2 separate regions of the Mus musculus genome follow, and region 1 is linked to region 2. The links are chromatin loops, found by intact Hi-C in ENCODE. Cell type or tissue: left cerebral cortex. All regions are shown on one strand.

Region 1 (8,000 bases), 280 kb after region 2:
CATCCAGTATTGATGGTGTCAGAGAAGCCAAAGGTCTCGAACCAGACCAATGACTCATTGCAATGAACATTTGTAAGTGAAGATGTGTGGACAGAGGGAAATACTGTGGGACACACTGTGACATATTACAGCTTCCACAATGAGATGTTTTGGGAGGGGAAGAGAGTTGCAAGGGCAAATCTCAGACGTGAGGGGATAGGGAGATGAGCAGGACTAGGGTGCGTGCAGTGATGCAAAAAAAAAAAATCAATAAAATGTCTTTTAAAAAACAAAATTTTAATGTTAGTATTTATATGGTTTATACTAAATTGAATCATGATATAGAAAGAATTTCATACAGAGGCCAGAACTTTAGCAGAGATGCAAGCAGGGAATGTATTGAACCCGTGTATTAACGTGGACAGTACAGCCACCTTGAAGCTTGGTGTCAGTGTGTACAGTACGGCCATCTTACAGCACAAAGCCTTCCATGTGAACAAAAATTCTCTTCTGGTCTGCGTACGAAGCGGTTGCCTCAGCAGCGCTACTTCATTGCAGTACACAAGTCTTCCTTCTCATTGTCTCCGGATCTCCACTTTTCCAGCACTATTTGGTTGAATCTATTTCCAAACATCTTATTCTTTTGAATGTTTTTGCACATGAAACCGTTTTCTTAATCTTTTATAAGTTGTTCGCCACTGTTAAATAAGCACACAACCAACTTCTTATGTGTTGGTCTTGTGTCTTGAAACTTTCCTGGGTTCGTTAGCTCCAGTTGTGAGGATTATTTAGGATTATTCAAATCCTATGGGATCATGCTACATGGCAATGGGGGTCTTCTTTCTCTTCCTTTTTTATTTTGTATATCTTTAGATGTTCTTACTGGCTAGAGCTTTCAGTGCGGTTGCAATTCAGAGGTGACAGCAACCATTCTCTGTCCTGAGAGAAGACAGAGATGTTTGTTCTCTACCAATAGAGTCTGATGTTGGTTGTAGACATCTTTTTCATTCTTTCTTTCTTTCTTTCTTTCTTTCTTTCTTTCTTTCTTCCTTTCTTCCCTCCCTCCCTCCTTCCTTCCTTCCTTCCTTCCTTCCTTTCTTTCTTTTTCTTTCTTTCTGCGGTTTGTGAGATGTCCATCATCCTGTTGGGGAAATTTTCTTCAATTCCTACCTTTCTAAGTGTTTTGGCAAGAAATTGTATTGAATTCTTTTAAACATATTTCCTCCATCCACCGGAATGACCACATGGGTTTTCCCCCCTCTTTTCTGTCACTCTGCTACTGCATTGCTTTGATTTTTTATATATTGAATAGCACATGCATTCCTGTAATAGATGACATTTGACTGTGGTTTATAATCCTTTTAATGTGCTGTCAGATCCATTTTGCTATTATATTGAGGATTCTTACATATGTTCATAAGAGACATTGGTCTATAATTTTCATGATGCATTGCCTTTAGTGTCAGGCAAATTACTTAGTATCACTTATTTCTTCTTTAAATAATTGGTATTATTTGGACACTCTGGTACAGACATCTGTGCCTGCACAGTTGTTCATTAGGAGACTCTTCAATTGCTGGGACAATCTCTTCACTTATTATATAATTTTCTGGCTTTTTATCTCTCTCTGAACTAATTTTTGTATGTATGCTCCTCTTCTGTCTTATTATTTAATTCCCTTCAGAGAGAAATATTTTCAACCGCTCAGTGTAAAACTCTTTCACCTCCTTGATATTATTCCTAAGTATTTTTTCTCTTTAATATTTTTATAAATATAAGTGGAGTTTTTTTAGTTTTGAATTTTTCAGTGTTATAACAAAACTACTTGGCTTTGTGTGCTGATTTTATATTCTGGACCTTTGCTAAAATTATCTATGAAGCAGAGAGTTTATTTTGTTAAGTTATGGTGTCTGTGTGTGTGTGTGTGTGTGTGTATGTGCACGTGCACACGTGTGCGCGCACGCACAGTCTTTATGGTTTTCTGCCTGTGAGAGCACACCACAAGTGACAAGAGATAGTTTTACAAGCTCATTTAATACTGAGAGGCTACTTCCTTTTTTTACTTAATTACTCTGGCTAGAATTTCCAGTACTGCGACTCATGTTTTGAGAGGAGATAAAGAGGGAGTTTGCGGACAGAGTGGATGAAAATAATAGAAAAAGGCCTTTTTCGCTAGACTTCCTAGGTGTTTCCAACACAGGCATTAAGCTTACCCAGTAATGCTTTAGATCCAGCAACAGCCAAACTGAATGGGCTTGCTTGAAGCGTACAGGCTTGGTATGTGGCTCTTCCAGGGGGTCCAAGTTTGGTTCCCAGCACCCATGCTGGGTGGCTCACAACTTTCTGTAACTCCAGCTCCAAGAGATCCAATGCTTTGCTGGCCTCCATGTGGGTACTTGCCCACATGGCACGATACTCATACAGACAAATGAAAATAATGTTTAAAGAAGGAGAAAAGAAGCCAATCAGGAAGGGCTGCGTGCTCTGTGAGTCTAACTCTACCTCATTTTGCATGAACTGTGAAGCCAGTAAGAAGATCAGTGGTTTCCAGGATGGAGTGGGGGTCTGGGGCTGGAGAGAGAAATGAAGAGACATAGGACAATTATTATTTTGAAAATGATAAAATAGCCTAAAGCATGCTAAAACCATAGGTACGTGCCGTCCAACTCTCATATACAATACAACTCTCTAATACACACTAATATATAAATGAACAACTTTGGTTGATAACCATACATCAATCAATACTGACTCCTTACTTGTAGTACATGCCAGGGAAATTTGAGGTATTAACAATAGGATCTGAGCAGGTTATAGCTCACTGGGAAGTACTAGGTAAACTTAGCTTGTGCAAAGTCCTGGGTTCAATTCTCAGCACCACTAGTGATGATGATTATGGTGATAAAAAGAAGGACCAGGAGGAGGAAGAGGAAGAAGAGGAGGAGGAGGAAAAGAAGGAGGAGGAGGAGAAGAAAGAACTTTAAGAGAGGGAGGGTTAGTGGACTCAGTTTTCCCATTATCTAAACTTCTAATAACAAAATAATAATATCATAACAAAGTATATTACTTTTTAAAGTACCCCAATGGAGAACATGAAGGGTGGGCAAACAAAGTCTAGATAAAGCAGGGTAGGAAAATAATATTATAATATATATATAAAATATATAAAAGCAGTAACAGTAAATGTGGTTTTGTTTGCTTGCTAGCTTGTCACTATTGCGTTAAGCAAATGGTCACTGCCTGTGGTTGGACTTAAAGGCTTAGTTTACAGGATCCAGTTAGATGAAGAAGATGAATGGAGTTGGTTAGACAGATGTAAGCTGGAATCCTGATTCTGCCACTTACTAGGTATGTGGTCCTAACAAAGCCCCTGTTCCACTTAAGGAATAGGGGTGCTGAAGTAAACTTTGATTTCTGCCACGGTAAAAGGAAGGGTTTCAAGTTTCAAGGAGAGAATGAAGATTGAACATAAGGACCTTGGGGAACCTCTATTAGAATCAGGGAAGTGAAAATACAGAGTTACTTCAAATGGCATCAGGCTACCTGGCTGGCAAAAGCCAAAGTTGTATTTCTGTGCTCACAGGACTGGGAGGCAAAAGGTATTGGCTGCAACAACGGCAGACTCTTGGAACAGCTAGAGTTTTCTGGAAGGCATTAAGACGAACTAGGTCATCTTAGAAATGTGGCTTCCAGAGGTTGGAAGCCATATTTTAAGTGTTCCTAGGCCAAAGTTAAGACTCAGTGTGAATCAAGAGACTGGTCACAGCTGGCTTTGGTGGCCCATACCTTTAATCCTAACGCTTGGGAAACAGGGACTGATGGATCCCTATGAGTTGGAGGCCAGCCTGGTCTATATAGTGAGATCCAGAACTGCCAGAGATAAGTAGAGAGACCCTGTCTCAAAAGGAGAGGGGTGGGTGGATATTGCTTAGAGTTAATCTTTGTAACCAAACAAGTTAAGTTGCCCTGTTCATTCATTAATAAAAATGTATGAGCATCCACACTTTGTTTTTGTTTTTAAAAAAGTGTCAGGATTTAGTTTTATCTTGTCAGCTTTCCTGCTCAGGAGATTGCTGTGCTGGGAGCCTAAAAGACTCATCCATCTGTCCCCTCGAGAGGACTGAGGCCCAATGGGAAATTAGAGGTGGAAGGGACCTGGGGATAGTGGGAGGATGGAGGAAAATGGCAGAAGAGGCTGCAGGCAGATCTGGATAGCTATCAGTTGGGATGCTTCAGGCTCTACACAAATCTAGAGCTCGGTCAGCCTGAAGCTAAAAGTGCAGGGTGCACCACGACAGAGATCTATCCATGGTGGCACCCAACCCTAGAAGCTTCCCTCCTGGCTCAGGACACAGGAACAGGAGCAACCAGGGAACATCTGAGTGGAGGCAAGGGCCAGAGATGGCTGGCCAGCTTCTTGTTGCTCTTCTTTGAAAACCCAGGGGAGGAGACTGGCTTCTTCTGTCTCTTCTGATAGAGCCTACCTGGCACAGACCATATCCACTAAATACCCAGGCTGCATCCCTAGGGGTCCTTTCTTCTTCACAGGTGAGGCCAAGGGTCCTGCCCAGAAGATCATCTAAAACACTTAGAGATGCTGATCCCACCTGTCCCGGTAGGAAGGCTCCTACCAACCCCTTAAACAGACTGTGCATGGCCATTTGGGTTCTGCTCAGAATTTAAAATCAAACTGCAGGCAAGAAAAGTGACTGCTAACCCTGAATTCCCACCTCTGGAAAATGCTTAGTGAATCTGTCAAAACCTGTGTGGAACGCAGCAGTTGGACTCAAGAAATTGGAGCAGCAGCCTGGAGAGGTGCAACCATAGGATGGTGACCCCAGAGTTCAGCAATCTTTGTGGTCACAGTTCAGTGGCTTCGACAATGATCTTAACAGTAGATGTGGGAAGGAGTAGATATGTGTTGTGACAACAGAGGGGGGGGGGGCGGGGATATTTATTGTGTGTTTTGGTTGGTTGGTTGGGTTGGTCTTTCAAGACAGTTTCTCTGTGTAGCCCTGGCTATCCTGGGACTCGCTCATTAGATCAGATTAGCCTGGAACTGATCTGCCAGCCTCTACCTCTCTGCTGGAACTAAAGGCACATGCCACCATCACCTGTTTGTTTTCATTTGCTTTGGTTTTTGTTTTCCCCTTTAACTGGAACAGGAAGTGATAATACATGCCTTCAATCTCAGCACTCTGGAGGCTAAACAGGCAGCTATCTGTGAGATCAAGACCAGCCTTGTCAGGCCTGGTGTAGCACACCTTTAGTCCCAGCAACTGTGTATATCAACCACTCCAGGACAGGCCTCATGTTCACGAGTAGTCAACCAACACATGATGGTCTCAACAGTTTTGAGTGTGTGCTTTCATTTGTTAAACTTTGGTGTTTGCTGTTTGTTTTTTCTTTTGGGGCATGGTTTTATTGTTTTCTTGGTTTTGGGGGTGTTGTTTTTTTGTTTTTTGAGAAAGAACTTAATTTGGGGGGCTAGGGAAGGGGAAGGGCATCTAGGACAACTTATTGCTAAAATTGTTTTAGCAATAAGAACTATAATAAAAGGCCAGCCTGATCTACATAGCAAGTTCCAGGCCAGCCAGAGCTGCAACAGTGAGACTCCTCCAACTGTGTGGCAAGCTCTCCCATCCAGGTGTTCACCATTGCTACAGTTTGGCTGAGTGTGTCCTCCAAGTCTACATTTGTTAGAAGTTAGTTGCATGGTGTGCTAATAGTGAGGTGGTAAGGCCTTATGTAGTAGGAGACTGTTAGATCACAGGCGTGTGCTTCTGGGGGAATGAGGTTCTTTCTTTCAAGGGTAGCTATAAAAGAGCCAGGGTGGCCTCCTCCTATCTTCTTCAATCACAGCCAGATCTTACGGGATCATTTTCTCAACTGAGGCTCTCTCCTTTAGCATGACTCTAGTTTGTTCAAGTCGAGAGACTAGCCAGCACATAGTTTATTTCATTGAGTGAAGGCAAAGTTACCAATGAGTAGTGCTTCATTGCCTGAATGTCTACAAATCAAGGTTCAGAAGAGCTATGCTTTCGCTGAGGGTGTCTTCTCCAGCTTCTAGAGACCTCGTTAGTTGACTCCTGGCTCTCTGCAACTTCACAGCCATTATGTATTGCTTCCATCACTACAACTCTCTAACTCTGACCTTGACATTGCTGCTTCTCTTTTTCATTAAGTAGGATCCTTGTCACTTCATTGGCCCCATCTAGACAACCTGAAACTATGTACTAACAATATCAGTTATTTCCCCATCTCCCCAGTTTTGTAGCATATTACCAATATTAGCCATGATTTTGCTTATGTGGGTGACCTATATGAATGTTGTCTGGATCAAATGGAGTTGTCCTATACTCAAAGAAATACATTTAAGTTATCAAGAAAGGGATCTCATGTATATGTGCCTAATAAAAAAGGCCAATATAAAAGCTTGCCAGACCATAACCTTGTGTGGAGCCAAGTAACCTTACACAGAAAATATTCTACAACTATATATGGTTCTCACCAAACCTTGTCTGTCTAGTTTAACCTTGGGCCATTTGGGGCCACTGTTATTGATACCTGTAGCCAAAAGGTAGTGTTTTAAAATAAATTACAGGCCAGGCATGGTGGTGCACACCTTTAATCTCAGCACTCAGGAGACAGAGACAGGCTGATCTCTGGGTTCAAGGCCAGCCTGGTCTACAGACTGAGTTCCAGAACAGCCAGGACCACACAGAGGAACCCTGTCTCAAACAAACAAACAAACAAACAATCCTCTTTGTCTTCACCTCCTTGAATATATGCAAAGATTACCATGATACACACGTTCCTTCTGCAATGTCCATTCCTGGGTAAATTTACTAATCTTTGGGAACTCTGTTATTTAAGTTGATATCTGGGGGTTGAGAAGAATTCTAAACTGAGACATAAAATCTCTATTTATCAACCATATATTTCACATTTAAAAATCACAGAATGCCTGGGGGTACATGCCTTTTATCCTAGCACTCTGAGACAGAAGTAGGTGGATCTCTGAGTTCGAAGCCAGAATGGTCTATAGAGTGAGTTCCAGGATTGCCAGGGCTACACAGAGAAATCCTGTTTCAAACGAACAAAAACAAACAAATCAAAGAAGTGTAAAAAGCAAAAGATGTTTAAAAAAAACAATATGGAAAAATGCACTAGGGGATAATGAATTTGTAATTCATCTGGATTGCCGACCTGAATACCTAGGAATCAGAGATGAGAGACCATGATGCCACTCAAAGGAGAGTCATCTTGCTCTGGACAGAGAGATTGTTGCTTTGGTGGCTAGAGACGGAGTGTACAGTGCTTAGTTTTAATTGTCAACTTAACAGAGCCCAGTATCATCTGGGAAGAGGCTCTCAGTTTGTCTGGACCTGGTTGACTTTAGGCATGTCTGTGGGGGATTATCTTAATTGCTTTAAGATGGGAGGACTTGTCCACTACAGGTGGCGCCACTCACTCCCTGGGTTTGGGTCTTGTGTTTTCTAAGGGTAGGCACGGAGCTGAACACAAGCAAGCACGTAGGCACTTATTCTCTCTGCTCTAAACTGGAAAAGTGACCATCTGCTTCAAGTTCCTACTTTGATTTTCCTGCAGTGGTGGACTATAACCTGGACTTGTATCCCACATAAACCCTGACTTCCTTAACTTGCTTTTTGTCAGAGTATTTTATCATAGCAGGAGAAGTAGAAATGAGACAGGTTGGTTCCAAGAAGAGAGGGTAACTTTCACCAAGGCTCTAAATAGAAATGGGTACCACTGCAGTGTCCCGAGGACTAAAGGGTCAAAGAATATCCTGAGTCAGAACCCTCAGCAACAAATGACCATCCTCAGGATAGACATGGGATGTTGGGAAGACTTCTTAGGCTTCCGGGGAAGTGGGGGAGTCACAGCTGTGACCAACAAAAGGGACATAATATTAAGAGATTACATGTATCTCACACCATTATAAATCAGAAACTGCAACAAGCATACTGGATAACAATTTTATTTAAGTGTCAAAATGA
Region 2 (8,000 bases):
TATTGCACATGCTACCCGAGGTGCTTCAAGAGGTGCTGCTGCACGTGCCATCCGAAGGGTTTTAAGTGGTGCTGCAGCACCTGCTACCCAAGGTGCTTCCAGGGGTGCTGCTGCACCTGCTACGGAAGGTGCTCTGAAAGGTGTTGGTGCATGTGTTATTCGAGATGCTGCCAAAGGTGCTCCTGCATATGCCGTGCCACAACCAGGTTGGGCTTTATCCCAGTTGCAGGTGCTTCCCAAGAAACGCAAGGAAAAAAACTATAAACTTAGATCTTCAGGTAGTCCGGAAAGAAAGAAAAAGAGACCCAGTGAAGCAGAGCACAAATGGGTGTCATACAGTGTCACAAATGCTCCTCAAGTTCAGCAAGGATACCCATGGAATGGCTTCCCCAAACCTGATATTCCAAGGCCTCTGAGACGTAAGATCCCTGTGTTGCTACCACCCCATAGTCGAGGTGTTCTGCCCCAACCCCCAAAACAATGGTTTCATATCACTGTACACAACTGTGGCCTAGAGAAGGAAGCTGCACCTTGAAGGGTAAGTGGAAGGCTGTGTAGACAGCAATACCACACAGCTTTCCTGTTTTCTGCTGTGTCTGCTGCAGGAACCTTCTTCAGCACCTTTCCCTTCGGTCCCATCACTCATTCAGAGGGAAGAGAGAAGTAGGAAGATTAAGATTCCTAAACCTGGTTCTCATAATATGCTCCAATGGCTGCCTCTGGGGCCATTTTTCTTGGTTCCCCCAAAATCCCACTTTGCTTTGTCCGAATATAAAGAAACAGATTTATGACCCCCAAGTACCGGCCTGCTTGGTCTTTGCAAGTAATTTACTCTAGCTTTGCTCTTCGGTCAGCCCAAGAAATTCATCTGGCCTATGGAAAATGTGGTAGATCCACTAAGCTTGATAACTCTACCCAGAGAGACAGTATTCTAATCTCACCCACTTCATGCTACAGTAAGGCAAAGTTGAGTGATTGGTGTATGTTGGTCTAACCCTGTGGATCCTGAAACATAAAGGGGAGCTTCAGGTTGATTTTCCTCTAGGTGTCAATCAGGGTGGCTACTGCTGATGGAGATGCTACTTCTGCCTCATCCGGTGCTTACTTGGGCAAAATAAATGCACACACTCACACACACACACACACACACACACACACACACACACACACACACACAACTGCTTGATGTAAAAAATGAGTTATCTGTCCTCACGAAACACACATACACAAACCAAGATGGTCTAGATCAGCAGTTCTCAACCTTCCTAATGCCACCACTCTTTAGCACAGTTCTTCACCTTGTGTTCTTTCAATGCTACTTTGTAACTATAGTTTTGCTACTGTTATGAATTGTAATGTAAATATCTGATACTTTCAGTGATCTTAGGTGACACCTGTGAAAGGGTCATTTGGTCCCAAAGGGTTCGTGACCCACAGATTGAGGACTGCTAGTCTAGATTAATCTTCATATGGCCTCTATGATATCAAACACTTTGTAGTTATTAACCTCCCTTTATTTCTTTTCACATACTCTTATTTGTGTCTTTTACAGGTGATGGTGCCAAGGCCTGGGGTCATTAAATGACCTGTGCATAGCCACATGTCACTGAGCACTTAATGCTGATCTTCAATTCTGAGCATCCAGTTTTTATACTCTATAAATTTAGTATAATATCACATTCTATGTTAGAGTCATTTGACACTTAAATAAAATTGTTATCCAGTATGCTTGTTGTAGTTTCTGATTTATAATAGTGTGAGATACATGTAATCTCTTAATATTATGTCCCTTTTGTTGGTCACAGCTGTGACTCCCCCCCTTCCCCGGAAGCCTAAGAAGTCTTCCCAACATCCCATGTCTATCCTGAGGATGGTCATTTGTTGCTGAGGGTTCTGACTCAGGATATTCTTTGACCCTTTAGTCCTCGGGACACTGCAGTGGTACCCATTTCTATTTAGAGCCTTGGTGAAAGTTACCCTCTCTTCTTGGAACCAACCTGTCTCATTTCCACTTCTCCTGCTATGATAAAATACTCTGACAAAAAGCAAGTTAAGGAAGTCAGGGTTTATGTGGGATACAAGTCCAGGTTATAGTCCACCACTGCAGGAAAATCAAAGTAGGAACTTGAAGCAGATGGTCACTTTTCCAGTTTAGAGCAGAGAGAATAAGTGCCTACGTGCTTGCTTGTGTTCAGCTCCATGCCTACCCTTAGAAAGCACAAGACCCAAACCCAGGGAGTGAGTGGCGCCACCTGTAGTGGACAAGTCCTCCCATCTTAAAGCAATCAAGATAATTCCCCACAGACATGCCTAAAGTCAACCAGGTCCAGACAAACTGAGAGCCTCTTCCCAGATGATACTGGGCTCTGTTAAGTTGACAATTAAAACTAAGCACTGTACACTCCGTCTCTAGCCACCAAAGCAACAGTCTCTGTGTCCAGAGCAAGATGACTCTCCTTTGAGTGGCATCATGGTCTCTCATCTCTGATTCCTAGGTATTCAGGTCGGCAATCCAGATGAATTACAAATTCATTATCCCCTAGTGCATTTTTCCATATTGTTTTTTTTAAACATCTTTTGCTTTTTACACTTCTTTGATTTGTTTGTTTTTGTTCGTTTGAAACAGGATTTCTCTGTGTAGCCCTGGCAATCCTGGAACTCACTCTGTAGACCATTCTGGCTTTGAACTCAGAGATCCACCTACTTCTGTCTCAGAGTGCTAGGATAAAAGGCATGTACCCCCAGGCATTCTGTGATTTTTAAATGTGAAATATATGGTTGATAAATAGAGATTTTATGTCTCAGTTTAGAATTCTTCTCAACCCCCAGATATCAACTTAAATAACAGACTTCCCAAAGATTAGTAAATTTACCCAGGAATGGACATTGCAAATGGAACGTGTGTATCATGGTAATCTTTGCATATATTCAAGGAGGTGAAGACAAAGAGGATTGTTTGTTTGTTTATTTGTTTGTTTGTTTGTTTGTTTGTTTGTTTATTTGTTTATTTATTTATTTATTTGAGACAGGGTTTCTCTGTGTGGTCCTGGCTGTTCTGTAACTCAGTCTGTAGACCAGGCTGGCCTTGAACCCAGAGATCAGCCTGTCTGCCTCCTGAGTGCTGAGATTAAAGGTGTGCACCACCATGCCTGGCCTGTAATTTATTTTAAAACACTACCTTTTGGCTACAAGTATCAATAACAGTGGCCCCAAATGGCCCAAGGTTAAACTAGACAGACAAGGTTTGGCGTGGACCATATATCATTGTAGAATTATTTTCTGTGTAAGGTTACTTGGCTCCACACAAGGTTATGGTCTGGCAGGCTTTTATATTGGCCTTTTTTATTAGGCACATATACATGAGATCCCTTTCTTGATAACTTAAATGTATTTCTTTGAGTATAGGACAACTCCATTTGATCCAGACAACGTTCACATAGGTCACCCACGTAAGCAAAATTATGGCTAATATTGGTAATATGCTACAAAACTGGGGAGATGGGGAAATAACTGATATTGTTAGTACATAGTTTCAGGTTGTCTAGATGGGGCCAATGAAGTGACAAGGATCCTACTTAATGAAAGAGAGAAGCAGCAATGTCAAGGTCAGAGTTAGAGAGTTGTAGTGATGGAAGCAATACATAATGACTGTGAAGTTGCAGAGAGCCAGGAGTCAACTAATGAGGTCTCTAGAAGCTGGAGAAGACACCCTCAGTGAAAGCATAGCTCTTCTGAACCTTGATTTGTAGACGTTCAGGCAATGAAGCACTACTATTTGGTAACTTTGCCTTCACTCAATGAAATAAACTATGTGCTGGCTAGTCTCTCGACTTGACACGCAAACTAGAATCATGTTAAAGGAGGGAGATTCAGTTGAGAAAATGTTTCTGTAAGATCTGGCTGTGATTGAAGAAGATAGGAGGAGGCCCCCCTGGCTCTTTTATAGCTACCTTTGAAAGAAAGAACCTCATTCCCCCAGAAGCACACGCCTGTGATCTAACAGTCTCCTACTACATAAGGCCTTACCACCTCACTATTAGCACACCGTGCAACTAACTTCTAACAAATGTAGACTTGGAGGACACACTCAGCCAAACTGTAGCAAGGTGAACACCTGGATGGGAGATTTTGCCACACAGTTGGAGGAGTCTCACTGTTGCAGCTCTGGCTGGCCTGGAACTTGCTATGTAGATCAGGCTGGCCTTTTATTATAGTTCTTATTGCTAAAACAATTTTAGCAATAAGTTGTCCTAGATGCCCTTCCCCTTTCCTAGCCCCCCAAATTAAGTTCTTTCTCAAAAAAACAAAAAACAACACCCCCAAAACCAAGAAAACAATAAAAACATGCCCCAAAATAAAAAACAAACTGCAAACACCAAATTTTAACAAATGAAAGCACAAACTCAAAACTGTTGAGACCATCATGTGTTGGTTGACTACTCGTGATCATGAGGCCTGTCCTGGAGTGGTTGATATACACAGTTCTTGGGACTACAGGTGTGCTCCACCAGGCCTGACAAGGCTGGTCTTGATCTCACAGATAACTGCCTGTTTAGCCTCCAGAGTGCTGAGATTGAAGGCATGTATTATCACTTCCTGTTCCAGTTAAAGGGGAAAACAAAAACCAAAGCAAATGAAAACAAACAGGTGATGGTGGCGTGTGCCTTTAGTTCCAGCAAAGAGGTAGAGGCTGGCAGATCAGTTCCAGGCTAATCTGGTCTAATGAGCGAGTCCCAGGATAGCCAGGGCTACACAGAGAAACTGTCTTGAAAGACCAACCCAACCAACCAACCAACCAACCAAAAAACACAATAAATATCCCCGCCCCCCTCTGTTGTCACAACACATCTACTATTAAGATCATTGTCGAAGCCACTGAACTGTGACCACAAAGAGCGCTGCACTCTAGGGTCACCATCCTATGGTTGCACCTCTCCAGGCTGCTGCTCCAATTTCTTAGGTCCAACTGCTGTGTTCCACACAGGTTTTGACAGATTCACTAAGCATTTTCCAGAGGTGGGAATTCAGGGTTAGCAGTCACTTTTCTTGCCTGCAGCTTGATTTTAAATTCTGAACAGAACCCATATGGCCATGCACAGTCTGTTTAAGGAGTTGGTAGGAGCCTTCCTACAGGGACAGGTGGGATCAGCATCCCTAAGTGTTTTAGATGATCTTCTGGGCAGGACCCTTGGCCTCACCTGTGAAGAAGAAAGGACCACTAGGGATGCAGCCTGGGCATTTAGTGGATATGGTCTGCGCCAGGTAGGCTCTATCAGAAGGGACAGAAGAAGCCAGTCTCCTCCACTAGTTTTTCAAAGAAGAGCAACAAGAAGCTGGCCAGCCATCTCTGGCCCTCGCCTCCACTCAGATGTTTTCTGGTTGCTCCTGTTCCTGTGTTCTGAGCCAGGAGGGAAGCTTCTGGGGTTGGGTGCCACCGTGGATAGATCTCTGTTGTGGTGCACCCTGCACTTTTAACTCCAGGCTGACAGAGCTCTAGATTTGTGTAGAGCCTGAAGCATCCCAACTGATAGCTATCCAGATCTGCCTGCAACCTCTTCTGCCATTTTCCTCCATCTTCCCACTGTCTCCAGGTCCCTTCCACCTCTAATTTCCCACTGGGCCTCAGTCCTCTCGAGGGGACAGATGGATGAGTCTTTTAGGCTCCCAGCACAGTGATCCCCTGAGCAGAAAAGCTGACAAGGTAAAGCTAAATCCTGACACTTTTTTAAAAACAAAAACAAAAACAAAAAAAAAGTGTGGATGCTCATACATTTTTATTAATGAAAGAACAGGGCAACTTAACTTGTTTGGTTTCAAAGATTAACTCTAAGCAATCTCCACCCACCCCTCTCCTTTTGAGACAGGGTCTCTCTACTTATCTCTGGCAGTTCTGGATCTCACTATATAGACCAGGCTGGCCTCCATCTCATAGGGATCCATCAGTCCCTGTTTCCCAAGCGTTAGGATTAAAGGTATGGGCCACCAAAGCCAGCTGTGACAAGTCTCTTGATTCACACTGAGTCTTAACTTTGGCCTAGGAACACTTAAAATATGGCTTCCAACCTCTGGAAGCCACATTTCTAAGATGACCTGGTTCGTCTTAATGCCTTCCAGAAAACTCTAGCTGTTCCAAGAGTCTGCCGTTGTTGCAGCCAATACCTTTTGCCTCCCAGTCCTGTGAGCACAGAAATACAACTTTGGCTTTTGCCAGCCAGGTAGCCTGATGCCATTTGAAGTAACTCTGTATTTTCACTTCCCTGATTCTAATGGAGGTTCCTCAAGGTCCTTATGTTCAATCTTCATTCTCTCCTTGAAACTTGAAACCCTTCCTTTTACCATGGCAGAAATCAAAGTTTACTTCAGCACCCCTATTCCTTAAGTGGAGCAGGGGCTTTGTTAGGACCACATACCTAGTAAGTGGCAGAATCAGGATTCCAGCTTACATCTGTCTGACCAACTCCATTCATCTTCTTCATCTAACTGGATCCTATAAACTAAGTCCAACCACAGGCAGTGACCATTTGTTTAACGCAATAGTGAGAAGCTAGCAAGCAAACAAAACCACATTTACTGTTACTGCTTTTATATATATATATATATATATATATATATATATATATATATATATATATTATAATATTATTTTCCTACCCTGCGTTGTCTAGACTTTGTTTGCCCACCCTTCATGTTCTCCATTGGGGTACTTTAAAAAAGTAATATACTTTGTTATGATATTATTATTTTGTTATTAGAAGTTTAGATAATGGGAAAACTGAGTCCACTAACCCTCCCTCTCTTAAAGTTCTTTCTCCTCCTCCTTCTCCTTCTTTCCCCCTCCTCCTCTTCTTCCTCTTCCTCCTCCTCGTCCTTCTTTTTATCACCATAATCATCATCACTAGTGGTGCTGAGAATTGAACCCAGGACTTTGCACATGCTAAGTTTACCTAGTACTTCCCAGTGAGCTATAACCTGCTCAGATCCTATTGTTAATACCTCAAATTTCCCTGGCATGTACTACAAGTAAGGAGTCAGTATTGATTGATGTATGGTTATCAACCAAAGCTGTTCATTTATATATTAGCGTGTATTAGAGAGTTGTATTGTATATGAGAGTTGGACAGCACGTACCTCTGGTTTTAGCATGCTTTAGGCTATTTTATCATTTTCAAAATATTAATTGTTCTATGTCTCTTCATTTCTCTCTCCAGCCCCAGACCCCCACTCCATCCTGGAAACCACTGATCTTTTTACTGGCTTCATAGTTCATGCAAAATGAGGTAGAGTTAGACTCACAGAGTAGGCAGCCCTTCCAGATTGGCTTCTTTTCTCCTTCTTTAAACATTATTTTCATTTGTCTGTATGAGTATCGTGCCATGTGGGCAAGTACCCACATGGAGGCCAGCAGAAAGCATTGGATCTCTTGGAGCTGGAGTTACAGAAAGTTGTGAGCCACCCAGCATGGGTGCTGGGAACCAAACTTGGACCCCCTGGAAGAGCCACATACCAAGCCTGTACGCTTCAAGCAAGCCCATTCAGTTTGGCTGTTGCTGGATCTAAAGCATCACTGGGTAAGCTTAAAACCTGTATTGGAAACACCTAGGAAGTCTAGTGAAAAAGGCCTTTTTCTATTATTTGCATTCACTCTGTCCGCAAACTCCCTCTTCATCTTCTCTCAAAACATGAGTCATAGTACAGGAAATCCTAGCCAGAGTAATTAAGTAAAAAAAGGAAGTAGCCTCTCAGTATTAAATGAGCTTGTAAAACTATCTCTTGTCGCTTGTGGTGTGCTCTCACAGGCAGAAAACCATAAAGATTGTGTGCATGCACGCGTGTGCACGCATATACACACACACAGACACCATAAGTTAGCAAAATAAACTCTCTGCTTCATAGACAATTTTAGCAAAGTTCCAGAATATAAAATCAGCACACAAAACCAAGTAGTTTTGTTATAACACTGAAAAATTCAAAACTAAAAAAACTCCACTTATATTTATAAA

What was found. Peaks named below come from ENCODE experiments on the same cell type or tissue, not always from the same donor. Only the 100,000 strongest peaks of a DNase experiment are listed, where the experiment ranks them.
Region 1: it touches region 2 in a loop (10-fold over the local background); 11 of 42 quality-filtered maps call a loop at or near these places.

Annotation. Positions count from the first base shown.
Region 1 is chr11:52,190,724-52,198,723 of GRCm38, reverse strand. It overlaps the pseudogene Gm12206. Among named protein-coding and RNA genes, the nearest start is that of Olfr1371, 19 kb to the left of the region's middle. In left cerebral cortex, no CTCF peak of the experiment used is centred here; no DNase peak of the experiment used is centred here.
Region 2 is chr11:52,471,038-52,479,037 of GRCm38, reverse strand. It overlaps the pseudogene Gm12209. Among named protein-coding and RNA genes, the nearest start is that of 9530068E07Rik, 79 kb to the right of the region's middle. In left cerebral cortex, no CTCF peak of the experiment used is centred here; no DNase peak of the experiment used is centred here.